2 separate regions of the Homo sapiens genome follow, and region 1 is linked to region 2. Evidence: read pairs that join two places in POLR2A ChIA-PET (ENCODE). Cell type or tissue: endothelial cell of umbilical vein. All regions are shown on one strand. Links, peaks and the distances in the headings refer to the core of each region. The heading gives the core; the rest is flanking DNA.

The links. ChIA-PET counts read pairs that join two places held together with the same protein. Peaks named below come from ENCODE experiments on the same cell type or tissue, not always from the same donor. Only the 100,000 strongest peaks of a DNase experiment are listed, where the experiment ranks them.
Region 1: POLR2A ChIA-PET joins it to region 2 with 5 read pairs; 8 of 35 experiments call an interaction of 5 or more read pairs at or near these places.

What each region holds. Positions count from the first base shown.
Region 1 is chr4:57,078,714-57,083,239 of GRCh38, reverse strand. The region is part of intron 1 of IGFBP7 (insulin like growth factor binding protein 7); the gene reads left to right. Among named protein-coding and RNA genes, the nearest start is that of IGFBP7-AS1, 29 kb to the left of the region's middle. In endothelial cell of umbilical vein, for the core only: no CTCF peak of the experiment used is centred there; DNase peaks (open chromatin) are centred at 1,739 and 4,179; H3K27ac peaks cover 4,000 bases.
Region 2 is chr4:56,979,960-56,984,203 of GRCh38, reverse strand. The region is part of intron 1 of POLR2B (RNA polymerase II subunit B); the gene reads right to left. Among named protein-coding and RNA genes, the nearest start is that of POLR2B, 3.2 kb to the right of the region's middle. In endothelial cell of umbilical vein, for the core only: no CTCF peak of the experiment used is centred there; a DNase peak (open chromatin) is centred at 2,153; H3K4me3 peaks cover 361 bases; H3K27ac peaks cover 3,204 bases.

The DNA.
Region 1 (4,526 bases), core at 201-4,200, 99 kb before region 2:
TTCAAAAGTAATCTAGGAGTATTTATTAAAATTAAACATTCTCATACCCTTTGACCCAGCAATCTTATTTCTGGAAACCTCTCCTACAGAAACAAAAGTGCTAACGCATAGGGACATAAGTATTAAGAATATTTATTGTATCATAGTTTGTATATAGAAGAATTTGGAACATCTGGAATATTCTTAAAGAATTATGCCCATGTTTGGGGACATTTTGCAGCTATTGGAAAGAATGAATTTGATTTATGTGTATTGAACTAATAAAGCTAATACATAATACATGGATTGTTCACTGAAAAAAAGGCAGTTTAAGCCAGGTGTGGTGGTGTACACCTGTAGACCCAGCTACTCAGGAAGCTTGAGGCCAGGAGTTCAAGATAAGCCTAGGCAACATAGACAAACCCTGTGTCTTAAAATAAAACTTTAAAAAAAATTTAAAGCAGCTTGCATGTTAATAGGTATGAAATTTTCATTAAAAAAATAAAAACTATATGTATAAACAGTTTATATAAGTTGTTGGGGGGTTAGGATTATCAGGAGGTAAAAGTAGACAACTTGCTGCTTCTTTATATATTTGTATATTTGAATTGTTACAGTGAGCATGCACTTTTGCATTTTTTAAATAGCAACAAAATATTTTAAAAGAATACTGAACCACTACATCATTGATATTCCTCATAACTAAATTTCGAAGGTTCTTTTCTTTCCTTCTTCTAATTACCAAAAACTTGATTCAAATTTAAAACTATACACTCATAGATCTAGAATGATTCTGGGGTGATATTTCAGTTCATCATTAACCTTTCCCTAACCACTTCCCTGTATCATCTTAGTCTAAGAGATTTCAAACATGGCAACTCCAAAGACGCAGGTCCCAGAAGAGCTCTCTGAGACCGCGATTTGGGACCCACACTGGTCAAAAGAGGAAAATCACAGAGCATCCTTTGTAAACTCAGCCTTCTCTCAGGAAAGTCTTTCTTATTATAACTGATATTCCTTGGGCTGAAACTCACACCTGTTCCTCCACTTCTGATGTAGAGACAAAGAGGATTCTTGACCCCAAAGGACCTCCTAGATCATTGCTTCAACCTTTCCATTTTACAGATGAAAAAACTGAGGACTAAGTAAAATGTGGGGAGAAATGGTACCAAAACCCACTTCCCCTACTTGCTAATCAGTGCATTTTCTGTTGCTCTAGTAGTACCTTTCTTTCTCACACACCAGCATCCCCGAGTCGGTTCTACAACAGTGCCTTTCACCTGGTAAGCCAAAGTCTGTTGGATGCAAACTGTTTACACAGAATCCCAAGTAGAAGCTAAGTTATCAACGTCAAAGGACCAGGAAGGCAGGGTGATTCAATTGCAAACCCAAAGCAGCAGCACTTTGGAGCCAGAATAGAACTCTGAATAGTCCTTTATTTTGTGCTGAGGACCTAGAACTTCCACTTTTCTTTCTCTGGAGCCAGACTTCATGCTGGGGCTTTGTTTTAAAATCAAGGCCCCAGCGGACTCAGAACTAAGGAATTTTTTTCACACATATTCAAAACGGAAGCCCTGCCACCATGGGGAAGCTCAAGGTCCTTGCTCAGCTTCTGCTTGTGTTTGGGCTACATGAAAATCTCTGGGTGGTGGTTGATGTTTCCCGCACCAAATGATTTCTGCACAAGGCCCGACATTCCCCCTGCCCTGATAGAAGGGTCACACCACACACCAAGAAGGATGTGACTAATAAAGAGTGTGACTTCAGAGAATTTACAAGTCCAGACAACTTCTGATAAACATTTAAACAGAGGTCAGGAATGTTTTCCTTTCTGAGGGGAAAATATGTGGTCTATGGTGTGAGTGGGAGGGGCTGGTGGGGGGTAAATCTAAGCATTAGCTTCCTCCCTTCATAATTCTTAAGCATTTTAACAGCTGTCATTTTTAATGCCCTAACAGGCTTTCAGACTTAGAACCCATAGCTGAGTATGGGCCAGAAAGCTCTGTGAAAAAAAAATGGGCAATTCCAAAGTGATTACCAAGCAAGTTTAAAACTAACATTAGGATCATTAGAGGCACTTTCCCTGGGCCCTGCCCTGAAGCTAAGAATGTTCCAGAAAGTATCACTCAAGGCCCATTTTAAGTACCCAGGTTGGGATCTTCACTTCCCCTGCTGACAAAAGGGGGAAGCTCCATAGAGGAAATGGGTGTTGACTTCCAGGAAAGGAAAGGTGAGAAGGACCAGATGGCATCTGTCAGCATCCTCAGCCCACCGGAGACATTCTGAGAACATTGGCCAGGGCCAAGGAGGAGAGATTGATGAGCGGAAGCCAACAGAGATATCCCCTTGGCAGTGGAAAGGAAAGCTGCAGGTCGTTTTTGTGACCCAACACACTTTCATTGGTGGTGCTGATCCAGCTAATGTCTTTTAGCATTTTCCTTTTCATTGGCTGTTTGGTTTGTCTCCTGACATTTCCTGGATCGGTGTGCACGGTAGGCATAGGGTGAGTGAGTAAGACTAGTATTCTCTCTGGTCAGTTCTAAATAAAAAGTAAGAAAAGAAAATGTCAGCCAGGTGTGGTGGTGCACATCTGTAGTCCCAGCCACTTAGGAGGCTGGAGTGGGAGGATCACTTGAGCCTATGAGTTAGAGGCTGCAGTGAGCCATGATCATGCTACTGCACTCCACCCTGGGTGAAAAGTGAGATCCTGTCTCAAAAAATAAAATAAATTTCACTCAAAATCTTCCTCTAAATGGGAAGATGGGGACTCAGTATTGGAAGAAAGGTTCTGATACCAACTTTAGGAAAACCCTTCGTGTGTCTGCAATCAATATTCTTTTGAATATATCAGCTTCCGTTGTTTCAGCTATAACCCCTGTAGGCTGGAGCACTCGGGCAATGTGAGTAGAATGCAGCAGTGTCAATTTCCCTCCTTTGAATCTTAGACAGGTAGAGAAATTATCTCATTTTAAAGTCCTAAGTATTCCCATACTCAGTTTTAGACATTTCTTGCTTTTCTTACTGAGATAAAGTATGTTATTTTGAAAATCCAGTCTTCAGAAATCTCATTCACTTTGTCATTGGTTCATTCATTCTTGTAGTCATTCATTCATTCAGGTACCCACCAAGCCCTGTGGGAGACCCTGTGTTGGGCTAAAGGGCCATGTCAATAGGCCATCACTCAGAAAACCGTGGGAATCGTGGTCAGGATGGAAGTTCTAGAGTCAAACCTACCCTGAATCCTGGCTCTGCTTCCCATGTGCTCTGTGATTCTGGGCAAGTTATTTAACCTCTCAAAGCCTCCAATTCCTCATCTCTACAATGGGGTAATAAGCATAGCCACTTAACTAGATTTCTGTGAGGATTACCTGAGATAATATATGGATGAGCCTGCACTGTGCCTGGCATACAGTAAACTCAGTAAATGATAATAGAGGCAATGGTAAGGACAGTAGTAACTTTTATTATTAACAATTATTAATGAGACAAATAGCATGAGAGTGATAGGAAAAGCGCTGTTAGATGTTGGACAGAAGATAACTGGGAAGATTTCATATAGAATTTGACTTACTAGATTTTTTTCACTTGAGGTTTAAAAAAAATCTTAGTGGAGAAATTGGGAAATTCCCTTTCCTTTGCATTTCATTTTCTATTACTTTCCTGAAGACTGAAACTTCAGTGTAGAATTTAGCTGAAGGCTACATCCCAGCATTTGCATTGGCCTTGGAGTGCCAGGGTAATTATTCTGTCAATTATTTGACTTTTTAAAGTCTGTCTACCTTGAAGAACCTCTGCAAAGGAGGACCGTGTTAATGTGTAACACAGAGATAAGCAAGGCTCTGCTCTTTTTTTTTTCCCATGGCTGTTCAACTGGAAAACTGAAATGGTTCTATTTGCGTCTCAGCCAGCAGTGTTGAAAGGTGGGGGATAAATGGCTTTTACTAATGAAGTACAGTGGGATGTGAATTTTAGCAATGCAAAATGCCACGTATCACCTGCAATTTGTTTTTTTAAAACACACACACACACACCAAAAAAGGGAAATCACAAGACAACATAAACCTCGCTTGAAGAAACGATCGTGTTTAACAAGAAGACAGCAAAGAGAAATACTCTGAGTTGAGCCAAGTAGATGTGTGCTGCTTTTGTAGATGGAATAAATGATCCTCACTTGCATAGACAGCAAGGTCATTTTTCTCACCCTAAATGGAAGGCATTAATCATCAGCTCTGAAGAACAACATTCAGGACAAGAAGAAACAAGCCACCGCAGCAGGAGGTATTGAATTGAGCCAGAGAACTGGGGGCCCTGTGGACGGGAGCCAGCTCAGCCCAGGTAGCAGCTCCCAGATCAGCAGGGGTGGGTGGTGGAGCTGGTCCTCTTGAGCCCTAACAGCTTTGTTGGGAACTTTCTATTGTTCAAGAAATCTCCTAGTTACCATCCATGTGCATTTCTGAAATGCCTGACTGTGCTCCGGGCTCTGTAGGCTCTGGATTAGCTGGTTCTCTGTGGACCCCGTCTGCATAAAAAGCAAAGATCAAAGGAAC
Region 2 (4,244 bases), core at 1-4,000:
GAGACTCATTTACTCATCCATTTATCAGATTTTTTTTCAGGCTGGGCGCACTGGCTCACACCTATAATCCCAACACTTTAGGAGGCCGAGGCAGGCAGATCACTTGAGACCAGGAGTTCGAGACCAGCCTGGCCAACATGGAGAAAACCCATCTCTACTAAAAATACAAAAATTAGCCAGGCATGGTGGCACCTGCCTGTAGTCCCAGCTACTAGGAAGGCTGAGGCAGGAGAATCGCTTGAACCCAGAAGGTGGAGGTTGCAATGAGCCGAGATCACGCCACTGCACTCCAGCCTGGGTGAGAGTGCGACCCTGTCTAAAAAAAAAAAAAAAGTGATATGAATATTCCTGACAAAGATCTGAAAAGGTTAGGGAAGACTTCCCAAAAGCTGGGCAGAGGCCAGGTGCAGTGGCTCATGTCAGTAATCCCACCACTGGAAGGCCAAGGCAGCAGGATCACTTGAACCCAGGAGTTCGAGACCAGCCTGAGCCACAAAGCGAGACCCCCGTCTCTAAAATTTTCTTTAAAAAGCTGGCCGGGCGCAGTGGCTCACGCTTGTAATCCCAGCAGTTTGGGAACCCAAGGCAGGTGGATCACAAGGCCAAGAGTTTGAGAGCAGCCTGGCCAGCATGGTGAAACCCCGTCTCTACTAAAAATACAAAAATTAGAAGGGCATGGTGGCGCATCCCTGAAATCCCAGCTACTCAGGAGGCTGAGGCGAAGAATCACTTGAACCTGGGAGGCAGAGGTTGCAGTGAGCCGATATCACACCACTGCACTCCAGCCTGGGGGACAAAGGGAAACTCCATCTCAAAAAAAAAAAAAAAAAAAAAACCTGAGCAGAGATCTCGTGTTATAAACAGGAGTAATCAGGCAAAAGGAAGGGACAAAGGTAGGAGTCAAGAAAGAATCCTACCAAATAGAAAAAAACAAATTGTGCAAAAGACCCCATAATGCAAGACAGGATGGCATATTCAAAGAATGATAGAAGGCCAATGTAGCGGAAGCACAGATTGTGAAGTTGGAAGTGGAATAAGAAGAGTTTGGCCTTTACCAAGAGATATGAGTTTAGCAGGGTTGTGGCTAGGTCAGATTTTCATTTCTGAAAGATCCCTATGGCCAGTGTGGAGAGTGGATTGGAAGTATACAAATCAGTTAGGAGTAATCTAGGCAAGGGATGGCAGCAACATGAACTAGAATGATGGTGGAGGGGATAGAGAAGTGGCCAGATTTGACATATTTAGGAGACAGAACCAACAGGGCTTGGTGACTGATTAGATATAGAGGTGAAAGAGAGGAGTCAAAAATGATGCCCAGGCTTTCGGTTTCAACAACAGAGGGTACAACAGTTGTACCTCAGTGTCCATTGGAGACTGGTTTCAGGACCTCCCATAGATACCAAACACAGATGCTTAAGTCCCTGACATGAAATGGCACTGTTATATACCCTAGGCACACATCCTCCTGTATCTTTTAAATTATCTCTAGATTATTTATAATACCTAATACAATGTAAATGCTATATAAATAATTATTTACTTGTAATGTTTATGGAATAATGGCAAGAAAAAAAAAGTCTGTACATTTTTACAAGGACGCAATTTTTTTTTAATATTCTCTTTTTTGTTTTTTGAGACAGGGCCTTGCTGTTACCCAGGCTGAAGTGCAGTGGTGTGATCACAGCTCACTGTAGCCTCAAATTCTTAGGGCTCAAGCAGTCCTCCCACCTCAGTATCCCGAGGAGCTGGGATCACAGGCACATGCCACCATGCCCAGCTAATTTTTTAAATTTTTTTGTAGAGATGAGGTCTCCCTATGTTGCCCAGGCTGGTCTCAAATTCCTGGCCTCAAGCTTTTTAATATTTTCAATCCAAGGTTAATTGAATATACAGATGTGAAACCTACAGATACAGAGGGCCAAATGTGCCCTTCACCGAGACAGAGAAGACAGGAGGCAGTGGCTTTGGGAGGGGAATAGCAAAAGAAAATAATTAGCTCAGTTTGGGCAGTTGACAAGGTTAAGCAGCCTGGGAGATATCCTAGTTGGCTAGTGGCAGTTAGATACCCCAGATTTTAAACTAGAAGTATACACATTCAGAAGTTATCCGCATACAGATGGTAACTGAAACAATGGAAAATGGATGAGATCACCCAAGGAGAATGTGAACAGGAAAGAAAATGAGAAAAGTCAGATAAGAAAAATCAAGTGAAAGTGATGTCGCTAGAAAGCTGAGTGAGTTTCCGGGAAGATGTCATCAACAGTTTTGAAGACCACAGGGTTTAGATAAGTTTTAAATATCCATCTCATTTATCAATTGAGAAGTCGCTGTCAATCTTAGAGCTATCTTAATGTAGTAGCATGAGTAGAAACATATTGTAATCAGTTGAAAAGCACATGAAAGATGAAAATTAGAAACAAGGACAGCTTATTATTTTTATAAGTTTGGCTGTGAGTGAAAGAAGAAAGGTAAAATACTAGAAGAAAAAGGTAACAATGAAAAGAATTTAACTTGTTTCCATGTGGATGACAGAAATCTGACATTTTCACATAGTGACTGAAAACTGATGAGGACGTTATCTAATAAACATTTCAGAGGACATGGGCAATAAAATGTAGGTTCACTGCTAAAGCAACCCTGATAAACTCTTTTTCCACAGGATCATTATACATTGCTAATAAGAATGCAAAATTAGTACAATCACCACTATGGTGGTCACTTGGCATCATCTAGCAAAATGTTAAACGTGCATATCATTTGACCTGACAATTTTATATGTAGAAATGTATCCCACAGACATACTTGGGCAAATTATACGTACAAGATTATTCATTTACAGCACTGTTTGAACCCGAAAATGACTAGAAATAAACCGAATATCCATCAAGAGACTACTTAAGTTATGGTACATCCACACAAACTAAGTAACTGGGGGTGGGGACACGGGAGGGGGGGCGCGATGCTTTCTGTGTACTGATACGAAAATCTCCTGGACACATTAAACAAAATCTAAAAGTGGAGAAAAGTGTGAATATTACTGTCTTTAAAAAAAGAGAAAATCCCATTTATATTTGCTTAAATATGCATAAGGAAACTGTGGAGGCTGGGCTTGGAGGTTCACACCTGCAATCCCAGCACTTTCGGAGGCCGAGGCAGGTGAATCACCTGAGGTCAGGAGTTTGAGATCAGCCTGGCCAACGTGGAGAAACCATCTCTACTAAAAATACTAAAATTAGCTGGGCACGGTGGTGTACGCCTGTAATCTCAGCTACTCGGGAGGCTGAGGCAGGAGAACTGCTTGAACCTGGGAGATGGAGGTTACAGTGAGCCGAGATTGCGCCACCACACTCAAGCCTGGGCAACAGAGCAAGACCATCAAAAAAAAAAAAAGAAACTGTGGAGTGATAAGAACCTCTTATAACTGTTATAACTGTAGTTACCCACTGTGGAGAGTTCAAACTGGGCAGATGGTGGGTAAGAAGGAGACGTGACACTTTAACTTGTTTTTTTTGAGACAAGGTCTCACTTTGTTCTCAGCTCATAGCAGTGTCAACTTCCCAGGCTCAAGCGATCCTCCAGCCTCAGCCCCACAAGTAGCTGGGACTATAGGTGAGCAAGACCACGCCCAGCTAATTTTTCTATTTCTTATAGAGAGGGGTCTCCCATGTTGCCCAGGCTGCTCTCGAACTCCTGAGCTCAAGTAATCCACCCGCCTCAGACTCCCAAAATGCTGGGATAACAGGCGTGAGCCACTGCACCAGCCACCCCACTTTAACATTTTTAAATTTTCTGGCTTGTGAGCTATGAGAATATATTACCCAGCCAAAAATTATGCTTTAAAAATCTTTTTTTTCGAATTTTTCTTCTACTGAGATAGTAGTTAAAAAAGAACAAGGAATATAATGATGCTAATAAATTTCTACAACACAAGATATAAATGAGACAGAAGTTTAAACAGCTTTAAAAGTTTAAGCTTTTGGCTGGGCACATTGGCTCATGCTTGTAATCCCAGCACTTTGGGAGGCCGAGACAGGCAGATGGTTTGACCTCAGGAGTTTGAGACCAGCCTGGGCAACATGGCCAGACCCCATCTCTTAAAAAAAAAAAAAAAAAATTAAGCTTTTGCTTCAATTTTTTCCATCTGATTTATCAGAAGTACCTGAGGGAATAGAGAGAGGAGATGTAGGGGGTGGCCAAGGAATTGAGAGCTATAAGAAAATAAGGTTTGAATTAGCAGATATGGA